Regions from separate parts of the Homo sapiens genome. Here regions 1 and 3 are each linked to region 2. Evidence: chromatin loops called from intact Hi-C (ENCODE). Cell type or tissue: thyroid gland. All regions are shown on one strand.

Evidence for each region. Hi-C counts contacts between places; a loop is a spot of excess contacts. Peaks named below come from ENCODE experiments on the same cell type or tissue, not always from the same donor. Only the 100,000 strongest peaks of a DNase experiment are listed, where the experiment ranks them.
Region 1: it touches region 2 in a loop (7-fold over the local background); 34 of 110 quality-filtered maps call a loop at or near these places.
Region 3: a loop joins it to region 2, with 5 times the contacts of the local background. A loop is called at or near these places in 4 of 110 quality-filtered maps.

The regions. Positions count from the first base shown.
Region 1 is chr20:22,098,221-22,106,220 of GRCh38, forward strand. No RefSeq gene overlaps it. Among named protein-coding and RNA genes, the nearest start is that of LINC01432, 48 kb to the left of the region's middle. In thyroid gland, no CTCF peak of the experiment used is centred here; no DNase peak of the experiment used is centred here.
Region 2 is chr20:21,699,505-21,707,504 of GRCh38, forward strand. PAX1 (paired box 1) reads left to right here and starts at 6,160. Exons shown (of 5, transcript NM_001257096.2): 1 at 6,160-6,494; 2 at 6,934-7,563. The coding sequence starts at 6,209. LINC01726 (long intergenic non-protein coding RNA 1726) reads right to left here and starts at 4,081. Exons shown (of 5, transcript NR_109878.1): 1 at 3,818-4,081. RefSeq lists enhancers at 1,582-2,187, 3,399-4,003. In thyroid gland, CTCF peaks have their summits at 3,639 and 6,390; DNase peaks (open chromatin) are centred at 3,657 and 6,097; H3K4me3 peaks cover 2,084 bases; H3K27me3 peaks cover 1,172 bases.
Region 3 is chr20:21,763,812-21,771,811 of GRCh38, forward strand. No RefSeq gene overlaps it. Among named protein-coding and RNA genes, the nearest start is that of PAX1, 62 kb to the left of the region's middle. In thyroid gland, a CTCF peak has its summit at 4,023 (motif pointing left); a DNase peak (open chromatin) is centred at 4,010.

The DNA of each region.
Region 1 (8,000 bases), 400 kb after region 2:
TTGCTTTGTATCTGATTGCAGTTGATTTTATTGTGAGATCTTTAAACCCATCTGCCAATACTGATCATCTCCTCTGCTGGCTGAAGATGATAAACTCTGAAACATCTTCAGAGTCTGCATAAGGACAGGAAATGTGTGTTACTGGCCCCAGGAGGTCAACTTCCCCATCCTCTACATTTTTTCTAACTCTGGCTTTAGTTTTCAACAAACCTTAGCTGGTAGCCAAGAAAAATACTTTTAAAAACGCCCCTTCAAAACTGAAAGAGACAAGAGTCATAAATTTAAAAATAATTATAATGAAGCAGGAAGCTTGGCTTTCTATGCCCATCTTCCCCGTCCTTTCTATGAAAGACTTTGTGGGAAGGAGTCTGCTCATTTCCTTGATGCTCTGAACACATGAAACCCCTGTGCTGCTCTTCCCCTCCACCAGAGGGATGTTCCTGGACATTGGGCATGTGGCATTTTTCAGGGGAGGAAAAAAAATCCTGGTTTTGACTTAAGACCTCTCACTCAAATCTGAGAGGAAAATCTGTACATAAGTCTTGGTTCCCCAAAGGAGAGAAAATGAGAAAGCACTTCCTATCCATTAAAATATCCAAAACATTGCCGAGGGAAAGTTAAGCCAGTCCAGATGCTAAGCATGTTAAGTCTAAAGAAGCTCAGAAACCCTGTATGCTGCCAAAAAACAGTTAGGGTCATACTTCATCTAGACCATTTCCTTGAGGAAGCTCATGGCTTTCCAGTTGGTTCCGTGAGTAGGTAACACACTTACCTGTAGAGATCAAAAGCTAAACGTAGGCCCAGAGAGAGTGATCTTTTCTCATGTTTCTGCTTCACACATGCATACTCTGGAAATGATATGAGTGAGGGTCGATGGGCTCCAGAGGCCTCCTCCAGAAGGAACAGGATTACAGTCCGAGGAAACAGCTCACCATCCTGCTTCACAGAGGCTTTTCAGAGTTCTGCATGCTGCCCTTGAAGACAGTGCCATGAGGAGAAAAAGCTGCTGAAGCTATAAATCAGTGCAAATCATGTTTGCTATTTTAGTAAATGAAAGTTTTAAAATATAAACATATGTATGAATAATAACAGAGGCACTTCTTGAGTCCATTAGTATAATATATGAATTAGATATTTAAAAGTTGGCCAGTATGGTTGAGAAAGTACCATAATACTTTTTTTGTTTTTATTATATTTTAGTTATGCAACTGTACTGCAAGTCCTATGATCATGCAGCAAGAAAGAAAAGGAACTGAAACATGCTGTAGATGTGTGCTATGGTTTGGATATTTTTTGTTTGTCCCCACCAAAGCTCATGTTGAAACTTAATCCCCAGTGTGGTGGCATTGCGAGCTGGGGCCAGGTGAGAGGAGTTTCAGTCATGGATGTGGTCACTCATGAAGACATTAATGCCCTCACTCAGGGGCGAGTGACCAAAGACAAAGAATCTGGCTTCATTTGTTTCTCTCTCTTGCTTCCTCCCACAGCGTGTGATCTCTTTGCACATGCTCACCCCCACTTAAACTTTCCGTCATTAGTGAAAACATCATGAGGCCATTACCAGATGCAGCTGCCTAATCTTGGACTTTTCAGCCACCAGAACCATGAGCCAAATATACCTCTTTTCTTTATATATTACCCAGCTTCAGGTATTCTGTTGTAGCAATACAAAATAGACTGAGACAGTGTGTGAATGTGGAAAAGTCTGGGAATGTGCAAGTAGGCAGTAAGATGCTGTCTAACCAAAGCCTGAACTGAAAGGGCAGTGATGGGTATTTCTGTTTTCCCAAAGATTTTTCATATCATAGTGTAATTATATCAACAAGCACCCAAAGTTTTCAGAAGTTTCACAATATGCCTACATTAAGGCATACCAGATTATATAGATTCATTTTTAACAATAAATAACCCCTTAAATAATATTATTTTCCTGAATCTAATAGAGCAGGTTGTTGATAGAAACCTTAATTTTTAGTTTTATTTTAAGATGAATGTTCAGATTTTCCTCTTTTAAAAAAGTCGAAATTTGCATATTCTCAGAAGAAGAATGATTTTTTTTCTTTTCTTTTCTTTTCTTTTTTAACTATAGAGTAATGTTGGAGCTAGTGAAGTCTGCATTGACAAGGTTTACTGCAGTGGCAATCTTAAAAAGATGTGGTAGAATCCATGCAACCATACAAGGTATCCATTTTCTTTACAGCATGCTGCATTCCTACACCTCTTAATTAATGCTTTTCATTGGAAAAACAACAATCTTGGATTCCTGCCTTCATTGAATTCTGACAGAGAGTGTGTGTGGTTATAGTGGACTGTATCAGTTCAAAGACCCAAAGATTAGCTATTCGTTTGTGCTTGGGTTTTAAAGTGGAGTTTTCTGAGCTTTCTTTGTTCAGTATTCACTACAATTGAGTAGATTTTGGGGAAGAAATCTGTACTGTATTTGTGTAAAATTACAAAATAACACTGGTTTATGTCTGATGTTATATGTTTTCCCCAATTTTCTTTTTATTATCCTTTGTAAAATTGCAAGGCAATACAGCCTTCCAATTACAGGGACCACTGACAAACGTAAACAGCCATCAAGTACCAGTTGGCACACATCTCCTGTAGTGCATGCCATTGCCATCGCACCACTCCTCAAAAATGCACCCACAAGCTTATTCACAATTACGGATGCCACGGGAACAGGGAAAACAGATCCCGAGGGAAGCCAATGGTGACTGAAACTACTGGCTGACCTGGGAAACATGAGCCCATGTGGCAAAAATTAGAAAAAAAGTATTCATGGTCGAATCTATTGGCCACATTGCTAAGGTCAAAAATCTAACTAACCAGGATCAGATTCAATAAAAATTGTCTGACTTTTATGCCAAGCCATGCAGGCCTGGAAAAATCAATTTTCTGGAACTTGTAAAGTCTTACATAGTCGAGGCAAAGTTAGCATTCCTCTCCATTCTTAGTCTCAGAGCTGGCTTAGGAGGCCTGGAGAGACCTGGGTCAGCCACAGCCTTGGCTGCCCTAAGCAGGTTGTAATGGAAACGGGTAACCGGAAGAAAGGGTGAAAAACATGAACGTCGACCACTGTCAAGCTATATGTTTCCATGCCATGAACTATCAGTGTCATTTATTTATTCATTTTCATTTATTCATCAAACATTTAGGGGACTTCAACTCTGAGCCAAAGGCTGTGCTCCAAGTTGGGAAAATCAAGATGGAAACACATGGTCCCTGTTCTCAGTGAGAACACAGTTAAGCAATCACAAGGTAGTGCCACAAAGATTCTTCAAAGGAATGTAGAGGATCCCATGAGAACATCCAAAAAAGTCGTCTAATGAATTAAAGACTGAGAGAGTAAGAGTCTGTTACCAAGGAGGTGACAGCTTAGATTAGCCTTGAGGTCTGTATAGAGACGAATAGCCTGAGAGAGGAAGAACCTATTTGTGTAAGCATCAGGGGTAATGATGTGGAGATGTCTGTGTGTCTGTGTTTGTGTGTGGGTGTGTGTAACAGGATAGCGAGAGAGTAGACAGAGAGAGACAGAGAGACAAAGAGAGACTGAGAGAGAGAGGCAGGGAGAAACAGAATGTGTATGTGTAAGAGAGAGAGTCAGAGAGAGGAGAGAGAGGGAGAGAGACAGAGGCAGAGAGAGACAAAGTGTGCATGTGTGTGTGTGTGTGAGAGAGAGAGAGAGAGAGAAAGAGGGAGAGAGACAGAGACAAAGACCAAGATAAAGACAGAGACAGAGAGAGAATGGAAAGAGAGAGCGAGAGAGAAGATGATGAACTGGAGGTGGCCCTGTGTCAGGCTGAGGAATTTGAATTAATCCTGATGGCTTTGGAAAGCCAAAGCTACCAACATTTTTGAGCAGAGGAGACACATGTTAACATTACATTTTAGAAAGAGCCTGGACGTATGTGGAAGATGAATTGGAGCAAAGCTGAAGCCAGAGACATTGTATGTTTAAAGAAGTCACTGTAGTAATCAAAGAGAGTTGAGTTGGTTGGGGGGATGTATTAAAAAGTTTATGGTGATGAAGGCATGGGAATCAGAACTGGGATGGTTGGTGTAGAGATGGAGGCATGTAGGACGATGACCTACTCTCTGCCTTTGTTGACTGAATGAAGAATGGGGTATGCATCAGGCTAGGCACACAGAGGGAAGGGGCAGATGTAAAGGGTGAGGCAATAAAATGTGTGTGTATTGGTATTGGGGTTAAGTAGGCAACTGGGAGCATAATTCTGGGTTAAGGATAAAGTGGGCGTCATCAGTCTGTGGGTTATGGTTATATATTTGGGGTATAATGGAGGAAAGCTGACCAAACAGAGAAATATCAAGTAAAAAGAGATTATGGCTTAGGACAAAGTCCTAGAGGGTAGTAAGGTGAGGTTAAGACAGCAGAGAAACTCAAAATCACTGAGTAGCCATCGAGAGAGGAAGGCCACCAGAGAACAATGACTTTTAATGCAAGGAAAAAAGGTTCTAAAAAAGAGGGCCAGTTTCATTTTCTGCAGAAAGGTCAGCAAGATAAAAAGTGTGGAGCAGTCTTAAGAGGGCTGGGCTTGAGGCTTGGTGACAAGCAGCCCTGTGACACACAAAGTTTGTGGAGGCTGCATGCTGTGTTGTAAGCACGCAGCAGAAATGATCAGGACAGGGTGCCAGGAGATATTGCCCTGAGCCAGTTCAGAGAGTATGGCTTCTAGGATCTTCCAGTTACTCATGGGAGAGGATCTTGTTTGGATTGTGATGACAATCTGCCTGTTGAAGATAGGATTCTGCCAGGTCAAGAGTAGCCCTGAGTGGGGGATTATTAACCTTGTAAATCTCCAAACTCCACTCCTTTTTAATGTAAAAATGGCCTTTTCATGTTACTGGAATCAGGTTCCAAGTACCATATTTTATTGTGCCACCCTCCCTTCTGTCTACACAGTCCACTGGTGGTATAAAATGGCTTGATAAGACCATGCAAAGTGGACTGGGGTTTGCTATCCTGCTGGAGATTTCTTTTAGTTCATTTTGCCACACTGAATCTAAAGATGGGAAGAAAACCAAACCTGGAGTAAACTACTGGTCTGACATTCAGGGACTCTTTGATTCTAGCTTTGGGCTTCCTGGGGTAGATGCTGCCAGTGCCCCATCCCCACCCCTTTGGCACCTGCTCTTTTTGCATCATTGTTGGCTTTCTATCTCAGGCACCCAGAACTATGCCTGAGAGCTTTTTATGTCCTAGCAAGGTGTCCTCAGCCCAGGCACAGGGTAGCCCATTAATGCTGGGGAGTTCATGTCCATCTGCAAGGAGCAGCCCTCACATGAATGCTGATGAGAATTGGTGGATAAATGTTGCAGCTTCCTTGCCCCTGGAAACAAGGAAGAATTGCCATGGGGCAACTCCGATGCACTGTCCCTGGAGGTTCTCAGCAGGGTTGCTTAATGACCGCAATGGAAACATGCTTGATCCACACCTTTTAAATTTTTTTTGCTGCCTTCTCTTTCTTGTCTCATTTCCCTATTCTCTTAGGGGTGGTTCCTGGGATCACCGCCAAAATAAGTACTTGCGTGTGAATCCTTGTTTCAGGGTCCACTAGTGGAGAAATCCAACCTAATCGCCAACCAAATCCAAACTCAAAAAGCTCAAATGTACTTGGTATCATAAATTGAGGGCTAAAGAGAGGACTAGGTATCATAGGAATGAATCCATCAGTCCCCAAACCCAGAAAAATAAAGGTAGCTTTATTTTTCTCTTACTATGCTTAGTTTCATTCTGGTCATCTGCCCTATGGGGCTGCCTGTCCTCTTCCTTTTGGTCCTTTCTTGGCTCACCTTGAAAAGAGGAAGAGAACATTAGCATCTCCACCTGGGACGGTGGTGATGAGGCAAGTGGCCAGGGCAGGCCCCTTGCACTGGTGCTCTTGCCACCCAAGTGGGCTTGCTTCAATTTACTGTAGAGGTGCAAGGCTGGTAACTCACCACTAAGTCCGCAGAGCTGAGAAAATATTTGCCTAAAGATTAGCAGGGGAGGCCCCTTCTGATTTCCAATGTGCTGGACCTGATGAGCTCCAGGCTTTTAACCGCCTCAGGCTAGAGTTAGGGAAATATAGCTCTGGCCTGTGAGTGTGTGTGGGTTTGGTGGTGGGGGGCTGGGGCTGGGGGACACTGTTCTAGGGGTTGGTTGTGGGCATTTCCCACACGCAGCCAGCTGTTCTGGAAGGGCCCTTGCTTCTCCCCCTGGTCACACAGCACCTGAGGATGCCAGGCATTTAGTATCTCTCATAGCTGACAACTGTGTTTTGGTCTGCAGGGTGACCTACACTTTGCTGGTATAGAGGAAATTCAGCGAATTAACCAAATTCTCTGGTGCAGAAGAGCTGTGCAGATTGAGTTGTCAGCTGAACTCGCTTTCCTGTTGGTTGGTTAAGTTGTCCCAGGGCCTCTCTGCCGTTTCTAAATGAGAACTTTTACTATGGAGTAGAAAAAATGGCCTTCTACTCCTAGAGTACCTGAGGGTACAGTCCAAAGCAACCGTGACAAGTGTCAATTATTTTTTAAGTCTGCTGTTTTTAAGTTTGAAAATTTAAGTAAATTTTGCATACGTTTTTATTTTAGTTTTATAGGATATTTTAAATTTCTTGTCACGACGCAGGAGCCACATTGTGTTATTTTGTGGCTTCATGTCTTTAGCATCTGACCTTATCGTCTATATTTCTCCAGTGAGAAGCAAAGTGAGGGATGGAGTACTAGAGGCAGGACAGGAATTAGGGGCATTTTACCTGGTTCTGCACCTAAGTGACCATGTACACTTGGGTAAGTCATGGCAGCTCTATTGTCTTCTGTTTCTTCTCCCAGAAGGTGAGGTGGAGGGTGGGATGGGACAATATTTGCACGATGACTTCTAAAATTCCTTTGGCTCTTACATTCTAAGATGTATCCTGTGATTTTAGGTATTCTGATGATGTTTTCGTTTTTTTTTTTTTTTTTTTTTGGAGATGGATTCTTGCTCTTTTCATCCAGGCTGGAGTGCAGTGGCACGATCTTGGCTCACTGCAACCTCTGCCTCTCGAGTTCAAGAGATTCTCCTGCCTTAGCCTCCCAAATAGCTGGGATTACAGGCATGCACCACCGCACCCCGGTAATTTTTTGTATTTTTAGTAGAGATGGGGTTTCACCATGTTGGCTAGGAGGGTTTCTATCCCCTGACCTCATGATCTACCTGCCTCGGCCTCCCAAAGTGCTGGGATTACAGGCATGAACCACTGCACCTGGCCTCTGATCATGTTTTCTAAACATGTTCTCATGTTTAAGTAAATGAACATACACTGCTTATTGGAAATGAATCTACAAAACATATTTGAAGGGTAGATGATCTGAAAGTAGATGACATTAGACCAAACCATATCTCAGAGGCTGTCCCTAAAGGTATTGAAGACTTGAGAGCTCAAAGAGAAACAGGAAGTAACTTAAAACAATTTATGAACTTTTGAAAGACTGATGGGAGGATGTTCTCAATCAAGTTGGGTATCAGCATGCATATTTTATTAGCTGGAAGGAGAAGTTGCGTAAGGTGCTGGGAAAATATAACATTGGGGGTTTTTATTTTTATTTTGACATAATTTCAGTATATACAAAATATACAATATATGCAAAGCATATTTTTTTCTTAAACATATGAGAATACTTTGAAGACATGATTTCATCATACCCTTTATCTCTAGGTAGTTCCAGTTGCATTTCCTAAGATCCAGGGCATTCTCTTACATAACCACAGCATAAAATCAGGAAAGCAGATACTGATACAATACTACTACCTAATCTATAATGCACATTTAAATTTTGTAAATTGTTTCAATAATGTCCTGTCCAGGGTAAAAATTCTTGGTTTAGGATCCAATCATGGATTATGTATAACATTTAGTTATTATGTCTCTTTTCTGTTATTTAATCTGGAATGATTCCTTAACCGTTCTCTGTCTTCCTAAATTTCATATTTTTGAAGAGTACTGGTCAAT
Region 2 (8,000 bases):
TGTGTGTGTATGTATGCATGTACGTATGTATGTATGTATGTATATGTAGCAAGCATTGGGATGTCATAGCAATTAGAGACAAAAATATGTAGAACAATAATTAGTTAAAAGTGATTGGCTAGGCAGACAGTAAAAAGTTACTCACAAGTAAAAAGAATCCATTTGTGCCTTAAAGAAAGCTCATCATAAAAGATCCTTGATTCCTAACAAGGAAAATGATTTATGCCAAGGTGGGTGGAAATAACAGTGATATACATATGATAAATTAAATGAACATGAAGGAGATCCTACTTTCATGAGAATATTCAATTATAAAGGACTTCAAGACTTCTGAGTTTACAAAACCGTGTAACAAAGTCTTTATTCCAAAATAGCGGTGTTTCTAAATAGTATGCTGGATATAAAAAATAAAAGCCTTAACATCTAATTCTAATCATAATTTTAATGATGGAAGAAATGGATAACTGAAGATGGGAGCAGTACTTTGGTTTTAACACCTGCAGTAGCTGCAGGTGTTAGCGTTCCTTTAGCAAACCTTCTACCTATCTCATTTTCAGGGCTTGAATTATGTTTTTGTGTGGGTGTGTGCTGAAGATTGGAGAGGACTGATCTTTAATAAGAAACTAGACAAGTCCAGGCAAACAAGGACTGGCTTGACATTGTCTTTAATCAAGACAAAGGGCTCCACATGGGTCCTTCACCTTCCTTGTCCATTATTCAGGTTCTATTACCATGTAGGAACAGAATTTCCAAAGCACTACCCTTGCATTCAAGGGCAACACACTTCAAGCTGGTTCCAATTAGGCTGGGCCAGTGTGGATGTCTCACACGCGTCAATATTTGCAGCTGAGCTAGTCAGATCTGCAGGGGTATCCTCTAGACAGCAGGAGACCCTTCTTACTGCTGCCTTTGTGAACAATCCTGCAGGCATTTACACCACCTCCCTCTCGCCTCCCTTCACAAATACCATTTCTATCCTTTGTACCCCTGTGGCTACTCTTAGATCTCCCCTTTTCCAAATACCTGGGAGATATGCCACATGGACATTTCAAGTTTCCCAAATAATTTCCATTTTATTAGTGACATTTAGACTTAATACTGTCACTTAAACATTTTTTGAGTGCTCACTGCGAAGGTGGAATTTTGACCCATGTCTGGAAATTTCTGCAGGCATTAATGTTGATGAAATGAAATTAAATCAGATCTAATTGCACAGTAGAGGTCATTTTATATAAGAGGAAATTGAGGCTTATTTGACATGCTCATTGCCAGGGAAAGAGAGAGACATAATAGCAATCTGCAGAACTCGATTTGGGGCTAGTGAGAATATACACACAAGAATGGCAAGAATGCCAGATCCTCCTGAAGGCTCTAGAAACCGTTTCTTCCTACAAAGGGCACCAACCCTCTGTAGTTTATTTTTATCAGCCAAATTCCACGTTTAAAATATATCTACTCCAAAGTAAATGTTATTAATGTAGTAGTCAGATCCCTGCATTGCAGGGTAGAAAGTATCTCAGATCTTCGTTGCCAATACTCAATTTCCCCCTATTTATTTCTAGTGCAGGTTTCACAGCAAATCTGTTTTCTAATTTGCTTTTTTCTTACATCTCTGAACAGAATTGAGGAGCACTGGTCTTCCACCGTTTTGTTAATCACATTGAAAATGTTCACCTATTCTTTTTTATTCATTTCACTTTAGGAAAATGAAAAAAGTTGTCCTGGCTTCTCTCGCCATGCATTGCCAAGGACGTTGCTCGCTGGTAGTGGCCAGTGTCAGCGGAAACGGTGCTCCATCCACCACAGCTGACCCGACTCATTTTCGATAATAAACATTTCCAGGGTAGCGAACATCATGGAGGCCTAGGCAAAGAACCAACTTTACGACCGCCTTGGTCAGCAGCAGGCCAAAGGAAAATAAGCCGCGGGAATGGGTCCGCGAAGCCAAGGACGTTATTTCTCGCTCTTGGGGGCTCTGTTTTAATGCCAGTTGGCAGGGTCCTCAACACCTTCCATTTGGGGTCTGGAGAGTCTGTGTGTCCTAGTCAGGAGAGGCAGGTTCTGTGCAAAACGCACTCCCCACCTCGTCCTTGAGGATCCACTCTGTTGGGAGGACGCTCTGACCTTGCGCTCCGAGGCGGCGCTCACAGGCGCCAATTCAGAATCTAGTCTTCCTCTCCCCTTCCTCGCTCCCTCCTTCCACCGCCGCAGTCATTCCCCGCGGAGTTTCGTTGTGTTGTTACACAAGCCAGCTTTTGGTTTGTTAGTTGTTCGCATTCCCCCAGGGTTTGCAGCTCCCCGATCTGGCTCAGCTCTTCTTCCCATAGTTTCTTTGCAGCTAGCAGCTCCTCATTTCTCTTTTCGTCAATTTTCTTCTTATTTTTAAGTATGATGTGGCGGATCTTTTTTGCAAAACTACGGGCATGTGTACGTGTGGAGCTTGGTACTATAACCTGATGCATAAAGTGCGTTTTTAGCCCGAGCTGCTTTTTTATTTTCCCCTTCAAACGTAAATTTAAGAAGAAAATTAAGAGACTCAATTTGACTTTGATTTTGAACCACAGGACTCATGGCTCAGTGCTCTTAAAACTCTTAAAAACACAGTAAAAGCGCAGGTCCTGAGCAGAGCCAGGACTCATGCAGGAGCGAAAGCGGGCCTATTAAGGCCTGAGGCTAGGACGTCGTGAGGAAGACCCGGGATCCCGGCCCTGCGGCCCCTGCGGGCTGCTGCTGGTGGGTACCAGCTTTCGTTGTTAGGCCCAAGTCTGGCCAGGGCTCTCGGGGAGTGCCACCTGTGTTTTCTGCCCTCTGTTACTTCCCGCAAGAACCGAAATGCGCACCTGTATGCCCAAGTTGGACTTAAATCAGCTTTTTCTTAAGGTTTCTCCTGGAGTCCTTGAAATGCATGGGCCCGGGGAACATCCCGGCCTATTGCTTGTTTTAACTCCCGGAAACAAACCCACCAAAAATCAAAGCCAAGTATGAGACATGAAGTGGGGGCGACTGTAGCTCCAAGAGCGGCCCTGTCACCGAACCCCTGGGTGTTTAGCAGTGTGAAGTTTCGGGTGTTGAGTTCACGGCTCAGGTGGCGTGCAGCAAGGGAGTTCTCATCAGTAACCCCCCTTGCCGCCAACCCCCAGTCCCCAGAAGGGCAGGCACCCCTTCGCGCCTCCTTTTTGACTCCCGCTTTCGGCAAAGAGTTTACCTCTCTTTCTTTTCCTGCCTTGGGAAAACTGGGCGAGGGCCCGAAGCCTCTGGGGTACCCTCAGATCCATCCTCTGCCCTGCTAGGAGTCCAGCCCCAGGCGGAGGAGTTTTGCCCCAGGTTTCTGAGTGCGCCCTCAGCTAACAGGCTCCCGCGACCCTGGAAGCGGAACTTTGTTGCACTCCGCTTCCAGAGGACGCTGAAATACGGTGCCAAACCCAGCCAAGCAAAAACGCAGAATCCGCGAGCTCTTTACCTCTGTGCGCTCAGCGCTGACTAGTAGCTGTCCCCGGGCCATGGAGAGGGCTAAGCTGCCTCCTTGGGAGGTGGGAGAGACGTTTCTTTTCCTTCTGCAATCTCATCTTAGGGCCATCTCTCACCAAGCCTAGCCTGCAGCTCGGGAACCCGCGATACCCGGCCGGGGGACGACAGGGGGCGACAAACTGTAAGGTTTTCCCTATGCCCGACCGTGCAGAAGGCTGCAGCGAGGGCTGTGTGCTCCCGATCGCGCACAGCTGGCTGCGGGAAAGGGGCCAGGATTGAGACGAAGGCTCGCGGACTCTGCTACCGGGGAGAACCACCCCCTCTCATCGTGCGCAATCCCCAGACTCACCCCTCTACAGTAGCCCCCAGCCACGGGCGGCCTTCACGGGGACGGGGGCGGAGTTTTGTCCTGGACTGCGACTCCTTGCCACTTTTCCAAGCTCGGCAGCAGAGGTGGGGTGGACGTTCCCCTGAAAGGGTAGTTGGGCGAACCAGCTCTCACGGTGTCACGACCGGCTTTATTTCCTCGTCTTTAGAGTGTGCCTGTTGACTCCTCACCTACTGGGGGGAAGAAGCGGCTTTAGCTGCTTTTCCGGATCACGAGTATCCACTGGACTGAGGCAGGGATGTGGCGTTCCTTTATCTCAGAGACTCCAAGGTCTGGAAATCAACCTTTCTTGGTATCTCGCGCCCGACGAAGCTAGCAGATTCCGCAATGGAGAGCACTGGGCAGGGTGCGTCCCCACTCCCCGCACCCCCGGAGCCCCGAGCATACTGTGCGTGCTTAGTCCTCTCTTCGCTGCCTTCGCGGAACTCCTGGCTTAGGCGTGCCCACTTTAATCCAAACCATTCCCTTTCCCTGTTCCTTACTCCAAACCTACGCTGTCATGGACAGGCCTAATCTTCTACATAGCTTCCCCTGCTCCCACTCTCGCACCCTCCTGCCAGTGCACTGACCCTCAAACCTCCTCCAGGTCTCCAGGACCTCCCAGAGCCAGAGACTGTACTGTGTTCATGCCGCCGGAGAGGAAGAGTTCACTTCTTTTAAACCTGATTTTTCTTTTTCCAGGAGTAATTCTTGTCTGTGGCCCCACCGCGTGCTCTCTCTAGAGAGTCCAGGAATTATGAGCCAGTCACTCCTGACAGATACATTTAGACAGGTGGATTAGGAGCCAGGGATGCTCTCTGGCCCTACAGCGGAGGCAAAGGGGTCGGGGCCTCCGCAGCCATGGCTCCCCAGGGTGGGCTGATAGGGTCCATGTGCTCCTCAGCCACTGTCACCGCGCTGGCGCCATACTCAACTCTGGGTGGCTAAGGAGAGCTAGACCCTTGGGGTGGGCAGGAGGGAGGGGAAGAGGGTTCTCTCCTCCAGGGGAGCGCTGGGAGTCTCAGAAACCTCGGCTGTTCCTACTCTCTCCCCTATGCCCTCTTCCTGGTCTAGCACATTCAGCCCAATGCCTTTGGTGCTTACTGGGCTCAACCTCAGAGCTCTCAGATCCTGACCCCCTCAAATCAGTTCATGTTCAAAACCACGAGTTTCCTCCTCTTGGCCCTCACCGCATGGCTCCCGGACACAGTTAGCTGCACAGGTTGGGGAGTTCAGAACTGCTTTGGTGCAGGGTAGAAACAGAGAAATTGTTGATGTTCAATCTCAGGGGTGAATAATTCAGGGCTGCGCAAAACCTCATTTAAATGAAGGAGAAATGACCATTCTGTGGTTTAACAGAGACTTCCTGAAGCTGCAGGTGCTGGGAGAAAGACGAGGCCAGGCCACCTGGGATAGAGTGGTGCGAGATTCCACCGCCAGGGAGAAAGGAACTTGTCCTTCAGACCTAGAGCTGGAGCTATGCATTTGGCCTCCCGCCGGTCGCGCTTGGGGACAGGAGGGCGCCGGATCTATGCGCCCCTTAGCAGCAGATCGGGATCCTTTTGCCTCCTGCCCCTTCTGTCACTGCTTGGAGAGGGATGAGTTCTGGTGGCTGGGCCTGGCTGTAGGAGACAGGATTTGGACCGTGCCCCTCTCGCATCACCGAAATCACCCCCACTATTCCAAGAGTGGTTGGCTATTAAACGTGAAGATTTCCTGAGAGAAGGATTGAGGACCTGGCCAGGAATGGGACACAAGTTCCGCCTTGTGTCTTCCTGACAGGAGCCCTGCACCGCGCTGGACGCTCACCTTGACACTCCCAGCCAGCTGGGGTACTGATCCCACCCTTCCCCGGCCGCTGCCCCGGGAGTGGGGAGGTAGAGAGAGCCACACCCGAAACACCTTTCCACGATAAACTTTTATTCTCTATCTTATTATTAATGGTGGCGGAAATAAAACTAAAACCAAAACGAAAACGAGTACTAGTACTAACACACTAATCAATTTGAGATGACTTCCCCCTCATTCCCAAAGCTAGAGGAGGAAGGGGGCTGAAAGGGGCTCAGAGCAGTGGAAGGTCCCAGGCCCAGCTGGGGTTGGGACGTGTGTGTGTGTGTGTGTGTGTGTGTGTGTGTGTGTGTGTGTGTAGAGGGGTGGGTTCCGGGGGGGTGGTGGAAGAGGGCCGAGGGGGGAGGATAGAAGGAGGGGGTAGAGTTTCAGGGCGGGGAGGGGGGCGCTGGGGCGCAGTGACGGGAACCAATGAGCTGCCAACTCGCGCGTCTCCGGCGTGACTGCCGAGATTGACGTGGAGGACACGTCAAATTGATTCCCGCACGCTGCAGCCTCCCGGTCAGACGAATTTCTCCCAATCGGATGAAGTTCACCCTGGGCCTGGGGTCGCGGGCGTGGAGAGTGTCCTGGGAGGGGGCAGCAGCGGCGGCGGCAGGCCCTGGAGCGGGCGGCAGCGCGCTCCGCTGCCGCGCACAGCGCGTCTCCAGCCCGCGGCTGGGCCGCCGCGGCTCTCGGCTCTCGGGCGCCCTCCCTCTATGCCTCTCACGCGGCGGCGGCGGCGCCCAAGCTCTCCCGGACTGCGCCGGGCCCAGCCCCGGCCACCCCGGCCACCCCGGCGCCAGGCAGCTGGCCGGCCCGCTCGCTATGGGTAAGGGGCGGGCGACAGGCAGGGCTCGGGAGGGCTGATGAGGTGGGTCGGGTCCGCCTGCCTCCCTTCCCTCTCGTCCGCTTTCCCTGGGCGACCCAGTCCTGGGTCCTGGAGAAGCTGCATTCTCCTCTGATCCCCAGCCTTCAGGGGGCAGTTGAGCAAGTCTGGGAAGGGAGTGTTCCAAGTAGACGCGCTAAAAGTCGCGAAAGGGCACGGAGGGCTACAATGCGCCGCGCTCCACTCCGCGGCTCCTCTGCGCCCTTGCCCACTCCAAGCCAGACCCAGGCGGTTTGCCCTTGGACTCCGAGCTGTCTGGGGACCCACAGGTCACCTTTGGAAGTGCGCCTGGGTGCAGTCCCTCGCTCCGCGTGGGGACCCTTGGCTAACCCGCCGGGTGTTTTCTCCCCCTCCGGCTCACTCTTGTCTGGCGCATCCGCAGAGCAGACGTATGGCGAGGTGAACCAGCTGGGCGGTGTGTTCGTCAACGGCCGCCCCCTGCCCAACGCCATCCGCTTGCGCATTGTGGAGCTGGCGCAGCTGGGCATCCGACCCTGTGACATCAGTCGGCAGCTCCGCGTATCCCACGGCTGCGTGAGCAAGATCCTGGCGCGCTACAACGAGACCGGCTCCATTCTGCCCGGGGCCATCGGGGGGAGCAAGCCCCGCGTCACCACTCCCAACGTGGTCAAGCACATCCGGGACTACAAGCAAGGAGACCCTGGCATCTTTGCCTGGGAGATCCGCGACCGGCTGCTGGCCGACGGCGTCTGTGACAAGTACAATGTGCCTTCGGTGAGCTCCATCAGCCGCATCCTGCGCAACAAGATCGGCAGCCTGGCGCAGCCCGGACCGTACGAGGCAAGTAAGCAGCCGCCGTCGCAGCCTACGCTGCCCTACAACCACATCTACCAGTACCCCTACCCCAGTCCCGTGTCGCCCACGGGCGCCAAGATGGGCAGCCACCCCGGGGTCCCGGGCACGGCGGGCCACGTCAGCATCCCGCGCTCATGGCCCTCGGCACACTCGGTCAGCAACATCCTGGGCATCCGGACGTTTATGGAGCAAACAGGTCAGTTGTGGCGGCCTCCGTAGCCTTCTATTAAGGGGCAGAACCTGGGGCGGGCAGGCTTGCAGGAGAGGACTCACACTCGCTCTCCTCCCGGGACCGGTTCTGGCTCAGGGGAGGGCTCCACACTGGCCAGGGAGGCTGGGGGTCCTGGGCCTTTTGTAAGAGACCTCGGACATCTTGAACTTTTTATGACAAATATGGAAAATATTTCCCAAATAGAAGAGCAATCGCCGACCACAAATTTGGAGGCCTGAAATTGTGCTTTTTCATTCTTGCAAAAAGTATGCAAGCCCCTGTTGCCAAATCTAAGGGGGAAAAAAACCCGCTCAATTTTGAGACCCTTTCTTTAGCTCTCAGAATCCTTCACGATTTCCCAAGGGTTCTGTCCCCCACTCCCAGGCCCAGTGGCTCTTCTGAGTTAAAGGAAAAGGGATCTT
Region 3 (8,000 bases), 64 kb after region 2:
CATGTGAGGCAGCCCTCCTGGAGGCAGATCCTCCAGCCCAGGTTGCGCTGTCAGATGGCTGTGGCTGTGGCTGAGAGCTTGGCTGCAGCCTCATGACATATCTTGGTCCAGAACAACCCAATTAAGCCACTCCTGGATTCTTGACCCTCAGAAACTTTGTAAGACGTTTGTTGTTTTAAGCCACTAAGTTGGGGGAAATTTGTTACATAGCAATAGATAATGAATAGAATTATTGCCTTTATGGTGTCACTTTGGGCAAAATAAGCCTAGTAATTTTCATTAATTCATTAATTCATTCACTGACTGCATTCAATGGCATGTGCTCTGTGCAGTGCCCTGAGGGAGCCTTGGTCTTCAGGCTTCATGGAATGTTGCAGCACATGGGATAGGCCTTGCTAATGAGTGACTACCGTGGGCATTCAGTCCCATTGTAGTCCAGGAGAAGGGGAATTGTGGCACTCACTTGTTGCTCTTCCCATAGAGTTCCCGACACACCAATAACCTCCTACCTCTCTACCCATGGGATTTCGGACTGTTTCCAGTACTCCCCATCATTGTAGAGTTTATTTCTAAAAAGCCCACCCACGCTATAGATGAAAGCTCAAACACAGAGGCTGAGAAGTCCAGGGACCTACAGCTCATAAATGACAGGGTCAGGACCTCAACCTGGTCAGTTGATTCCTGGCCAAAGTTGTCGTTGGCCCTTTTTTGAGAAGCTAAATATAACTTTGCTTACAAGTTCAAAGGAAAGTGATTCAAAACTTGCTCCGTCAAATGTCTTGATTTTAGGATTCACAGGTAGAAATAAAATGAGTGAAAAAGCACTGAATTCATGTGAGAATGGGTTCCAAAAAATATAGCAGATTTATTCACTCATTCATTTATTTATTAAATATGATGATCAGGCCATTACGCTAGTGATCCAGATAAGAAATGATTCTGATCTCTCCCAAGCTCAAAACGAGAGACTTCTTATGTGAGAAATGGTAAAATAGAGGTATCAACACAGTGCTACCTCTAGTCAGGAAATAGTGCAAAGAACACACACACACAATACACACACATACACACTACTTTTTCTACCTCAACAAACTTAGGCTGTGGATTACCCACTGCATGTTTTATGGTCTCTAAAATATGGGACATTCTCTTGTATTTTTCCTGTAATAGCCAGGAAGAGAATTTTTTTTATTACATTTTTTAATTTCCATAAGTTATTGGGGAACAGATGGTGTTTGGTTACATGAGAAAGTTCTTTGGTGGTGATTTGTGAGATTTTGGTGCACCCGTCACCTGAGCATTATACACTGCACCCAGTTTGTAGTCTTTTATCCCTTACCCACTTCCCACCATTTCCCCCTGAGTCCTCAAAGTCCATTGTGTTATTCTTATGCCTTTGCATCCTCATAGCTTAGCTCCCACATATGAGTGAGAGCATACGATGTTTGGTTTTCCATTCCTGAGTTACTTCACTTAGATTAATAGTCTCCAATCTCATCCAGCTTGCTGCAAATGCCATTAATTCATCAGGAAGAGAATTTCTTTGTGGTTAATTCAGCTTGACTTTTAAAGCTTTTAAGGAAAAGATAATATGTGGTTATATGTAAGGTGTAAAGTTCATGTCATTAAAAGGTGCTTGTCTATATGGCATGATCTGAGGCCCCATTGGTTTAAATATCTCATTTCTTACTTGTCAAAGTGCATGAATGTCCAGCATTAGAAATGCAGTTCCTTGGGGTCTGGAGGGCATTGAGGGCTCCCAGCCCTGCTTCTTAAGTGCATCTGCTGCTGCATAGTATCAGGCTTAAGTCTTAGCATCCACACCTTGTCAGCAATTAGGTGACAGCTAACTGTGCTCAAGGCTTTCTGGGGACTGAATGAAGAACTGGGGTGGCACAGGTAGTGAAGGAGGGTGAGAGGCTGGTGGGGCCATGACAGGGGGTGTTGGGGGTTGGCAGAGCCCAAACTTCCCTGCTTTCCCTGGAACTGGCTGCACCAAGAAGTTGAGGCTCCTGGTTTGTTTGGAATCAGGTATGGTACAATCCATTGTCCCGTGGACCAGTGTTGTCATAGAGGCCCAGGTCTCCTAAGACCAAGTAGAGGTGTACTGTTTTTGTTGGTGTGTGCACTAGTTACCTGTTCAAATGATCATTCTCTTGGGCAACAGGTAAAAAAGTTCCTTGCCTTAATTGGTTCCTCAGGTAAAGCACAAATAAGTCACTAGCTTGACAGTAGAATCAGCAGCAGTTTTTTTTTTTTTTTTCAGTAAGACAACAGAGAGCTCACAGTCCCCAAAAGAAAAAGTTACTTTCTTGCCAACATTGGTCAAAAGTATGATTCTTTTAGAAAAATTCAATGAAGATATTTCCTCTCCCAACCCCATCAAGGCAGGAAATGGAATTGTATTTCCTAAATGAATGAATGTTTTCATAATATTTATGGTTTTGGATATATGTGATCATTAAAATGTGACTTCTATTTGCTATGCAAAGTGGAGACAAATTAGAATTGATTGCATATGGAGATTTTGTTTGTTTTGTATCCTTTTGTATATGCTACGAAATCTCAAAACCATTAGACCCGGAGGAACCTGGAGAGGCCATTGGATCCATCTTATGTCTCTCTACTTCAAAGTGTGGCCCTTGGACTAGCAGCATCAGCATCTTCCAAGACCCTGTTAGAAATGCAGTGGACCCCATCTCAGACCTAATAAACTAGAATCTGCTTTACTACAAAAAAAAAATTCCTTGCCTTAAGCTTCCTTCCTACCACATTTAGGGGGTTTTCTATTGGTCGGTGAGGTATTATTTCTGTAGTATTAATTTTCTGTGCATTCTTGTAGAATTATTTTATTTATGTGTTTATTTTTAAGAGATAAGGTCTCATTTTGCTGCCCAAGCTGGAGTGCAATGGCACAATCATAGCTTACTGCAGCCTTGAATTCTGGGCTCGAGTGGTCCTCCCACCCCAGTCTCCCAAGTAGCTGGGACCATAGGTGTGTACCACCATGCCTGGCTCTTATAGAATGTATAGAATGACTTTAGCTGGAGCATTAGTAGATATTTTTATATCACCTTTCAAAGTTATGTATCAGCTATGAAAGTCACCTTCTATTTATGGTAATATTGGTTTTCTACTTATGGTAGTGATGTCGAGTTTCCATTTAAAATATATTTATTTAAGTAAGAAAGCAACTAGATTTAATGGCATGTTTTAATTAAATACTAGCTGAACAGTCAAGGTGGTAAGCAAATAACTGATATTTGATGGAATGGGAAAAATTAATTTCGAAACTTGTTCTGGCAGAAAAGGAACAAAATTAACTTTGAAACAGCATTTTGTCCAAGCTGAACTGGATGCTGTGAGATTTTTGTTTTTAACTCTGAACCCCCTTACCTTATTCAGGTTTTGCTTTGGGAGGAGGAAGTTATAGGGAGTGAGTTATACTGAACCCTGGACAGTCTAGCATATCTCTGAAAGAGATATAAGTTTTGGAGTTAAGCCAAGCTGGGTTTGAAATCTGGTTTCTCCACTCACTGATTTGAAATCTTGTCTTCACTCAGACCTCAGTGTCATCATCTGTAAAATGGGTTAGCAGCTCTGGGAAGGTTTGTGGTAAGAAATAAACGAGGAAACGTTTGCAAATACTGAGCACGCAATCAATACTCGATAATCGGTGGCTGCCAGTATTACCTCCTTGTTTGATGTTCACGAGGAGCCTGGAGTTGGCGGTCATTCGGCTGCACGCCTCCTGGCTTTGTGGACAGTTATCTTGGAAGAAGAGTTGGGGGCTTGTGGCTGTTTCAGGTGTGTGTCCAGGCCGTGCTCAGCTAGCATGACTGCTGCATGTTGCACACTTTTTGTGCTTTTTACTTTTAATGCCTGTAAGAAAGCAACTCATTTTCTTCATTTGATGTGATTAATGGGTGTCCCTCGGAGAGGCCGCACCCGGGAGAAAGCGCTGACGCCTCCGACCCAGCTCCGCGCACAGCGGCGCCCCCTTCTGGCCCTCGTCCCGCCGGAGCTGCGCTTGCGTGAACAGCCCTCAAATGCGTGTTTGCCCTGCTGCACCTTTGTCCCAGACATTTGTAAGAAGTGTAGGATTAGAGTCACACTACCACACAGAGCATTTTTCCGCTTTCCTGTCGTGCCTGTAGATATACTTGCTCTGGATTTCCTTTGTCACAGAGAGCGCTAGTCATGGAGGCAGAACCACGTAGGAGATTTGCTCTTGGAAGGGCTGAACTGGCTGCTGCTGACTGCCTTATCTACTGATCAAGGCTCCCTGGCCACAGGAATGTGACCTTCCGACCACTGGCTGAACAGGGTCAGTGCAATCACGCCTCAAATGAGCTTTTGATGAGCCTAAATGGAAGGAATCTGCACAATACAGGTGTGCTGTGATATTCTAGGTTGGCCTTTGATGCTTGAGCTAAAGGACTTCATTTTAAAGTCCCTTGGTGGAGACAGTGAAAGGCTGGCAGAGGGATAGGATCTGGAAAAGATGCTTAATAGGCATTGCATTTTGTTAGTAATGATAATAATTTACATTTTAAAAAGTATTCAGATACAATATTATTAAATCTGTTTGTTTAAAACTAAGCTGATCATTAAAAAATCAGCTTTAACCCAATTAGATTTTTTTTCCAAGGGAGAGACTAAAACTCGAATATTATCACTGTAAGCAATCAAGAATTTTATTATGAAAACTGTCAAACACATAGCAAAGATGAAAGATTTCTACAGGAAACTGTTATACCCACTCTTTAAGTCCTGCTACCAACATGGTACTGTCCTTGCCCCATCGTATGTGTATCCATCTATCCAGAGAATGTGGGGATTTTATTTTGATTCACAAGCCTCAGAAATTAATTTTGACTTCTTAGAGTTCTTTTGCACCATTACTGTAAAACTATCCAGAATAACTTAAGATCATCTGATTAAATGTGTACTAGATAATAAAAATAAGAACAGTATAAATATTTCCAAAGAACAAAATTTAACCATCGCACAATTTCAGCCTCATCAGAATTCTGGATCTCAAATAGAATGCAGTTAACTCTTTGAAAATGGAATTGGAAGGGTCTGTCTCTTGATCTAGGGTCTGGTTCCATGGGTGTGTTCAGTTTGTGCAAATTTGTTAAGCTGTAGATTCAATAAGTAGTTTTATAAATAAACAATAAAAATGAAACTGTGCAGCAGTTTTATATTTTGGGAGCAAAATGTTTGTCTCCTCAGTTTCCCATTTGTCTAGCTGGCCCTGGAATCCTGGCATCTTTCTTCCTTGGACAAGGCATAGCCACCTCTGAGCTTCTGTTGTCTAACATTGGGCAGGGGGTGTAAAAGCACATGCTTGATTTGGGGTCTCGTATTTCTGTTTGTCCAGGTTTCACTGTAATGGTACCAATGATTTGAATTCCTTTGCAGGTAAATTGGCCTTTATTCTGTAAATGGTGCTGAGAAGTCCTATTAGTGAGGTGCAAGGAGAAGTGGGTTTGAGATCAGGGAGTCCTGGTTTAGCACTAGGAACACAATACAACCTTTTTTGTCTTTGTTTTTGAGACAGGATCTCCCTCTGTTGCCCAGGTTGTAGTGGCATAATCACAGCAACTAGAACCTCTATCTCCTGGGCTCAAGCTATTCTCCCACCTCAGCCTCCCAAGTCCAAGTAGTCGGGACTACAAGTGTGGGCCACCACGCCCGGCTGAGTATTTTATTTTACTTTTGTAGAGATGGGGTTCTTGCTTTGTTGCCCAGGCTGGTCTTGGAACTCCTGGTCTCAAGTGATCCTCCTTCCTTGGCCTCACAAAGTGATGGGATTACTTGTGTGAGCCACTGGGCCTAGCCGTGATACAACTTTTTAAAAATTTATTTATTTATTATTTTTATTATTTTATTTTTTTCCAACTTTTATTTTAAGTTCATGAGTACATGTGCAGGATCTGCAGGCTTGTTACATAAGTAAACGTGTGCCATGGTGGTTTGCCGCACGGATCATCCTATCACCTAGGTATTAAGCCCAGTGGCCATTAGCTATTCTTCCTGGTGCTCTTCCTTCCCCCACCTCCACTCCTTTCAAAAGTCCCTAGTTTGTGGTTCTCCCCCACGTGCCAATGTATTCTCATCATTCAGCTTCCACTTGTAAGTAAGAACATGCGGTGTTTGACTTTCTCTTCCTGTGTTAGTTTGCTGAGGATAATGGCTTCCAAATCCGTCCATGTCCCTGCAAAGGACATGATCTCATTCCTTTTTATGGCTGCATAGTATTTTCTCTATCCGGTCTTTCACTGATGGGCATTTAGGTTGATTCCATGTCCTTGCTATTGTGAATAGTGCTGCAATGAACATAGTGTGCATGTATCTTTATAATAGAATGATTTATATTTCTTTGGGTATATACCCAGTAATGGGATTGCTGGGTCAAATGGTATTTCTGCCTCTGGGTCTTTGAGGAATCACCACACTGTCTTCCACAATGGTTGAACTAATTCACACTCCCACCAACAGTGTAAAAGCATTCTATTTTCTCCACACCTCGCCAGTATCTGTTGTTTTGTGACCTTTTAATAATAGTCATTTTGACTGGCATGAGATGGTATCTCATTATGGTTTTGATTTGCATTTCTCTAATGATCAGTGATGTTGAGCTTTTGTTCATATATTTGTTGGCTGCATGAATGTTTTCTTTTGAAAAGTGTTTATTCATGTCCTTGGCCCACTTTTAAATGGGGTTGTTTGTTTTTTTCTTGTAAATTTGTTTAATTTCCTTGTAGATTCTGGATATTAGACCTTTGTCAGATGGATAGACTGCAAAAATTTTCTCCCATCCCGTATGTCATCTGTTCACTCTGATGATAGTTTCTTTTGTTGTGCAGAGGCTCTGTTTAATTAGATCCCATTTGTCATTTTGTTGCTTTTGTTGCACGATATAACTTTTAAATGTCATCTCCCCTTTCCCATTACCTCCTGCCTTCCCCTGCAGGGGCCTGGGCCCTGGGCCCTGGGCCCTGAGTCATAAAGGTATGCTTAGGTTTTGTCCAACTATTCTGAGAGCTGTGAGGGCATGGAGATGAGGTGGGGACCAGGAGGCAACGTTTGGAAGTAAAAAAGCCACATAGAGGCATAAAAAATAAAAGAGGGGCACTATAGGAATGTATTGATTGAATTGCTAGAATATCTCTTATTTAGACTTTGGACAGATAGAAATATCCTTTGCATACTCTTCTTGCTGTGGCTGGTAAAAGAAATCTATGCAACATGAGATTTATGAAAACACAAAGTGTGACCTCAGGCTCTGAGTTGGAAAGAGAAGCTGGTAAGTTTCATCCTTCCTGTGCGCCTTCAGAGTTTGCCTTGGTTGCTTTCTCTGCCTATTTCCTGACTTGAAGTCCACAATCAGCTATCACCTACTTTCCTGCTCCTGTTTGTAACACATGTCCAGAGATCTTCATGGGTGCTGTCTCCCTTCTTTGATTTATTCCCTTCTTTGTGTTTTCCAGTAGGGCTGTCATCCCCATCACTGCATTGTCTCTCATCAAGACCACCGGTGGCCTGGTCTTGGCAAAGCCAATCTCCAAATCTTACCTGACATCTCAGCAGTATTTGACTTTGGTGACCACTTTCTCCTTTTTGAAATGCCATCACAATGTGCTTACCTGGTTTTTTTCTGTTGCCTTCACCTCTCCTCCACCCCGTTTCCTGCTAGATGTTGGCATGTCTCAGTCCTTGGCCTTCACATGTACTTTTTCATATGCTGATGATGTCAACAGATCCATAATGTTAAACATTGTGTATACTTTATGATTCCTAATTAATTTTTCCAGTCTGAGCTTCTCCCCTGAACACCAGACTCATGCATGAATCTCCCCCTTAACATGTCTTTTAGGAAACTCCAGCTTAACATAGACTAAGCATTTTATCCATCCATGGTATTCCTTTCATCCCAAGCCTTCTTCATTTCAGTAACCAACATTACTATCTCTTCAGTTGCCCAGACACAT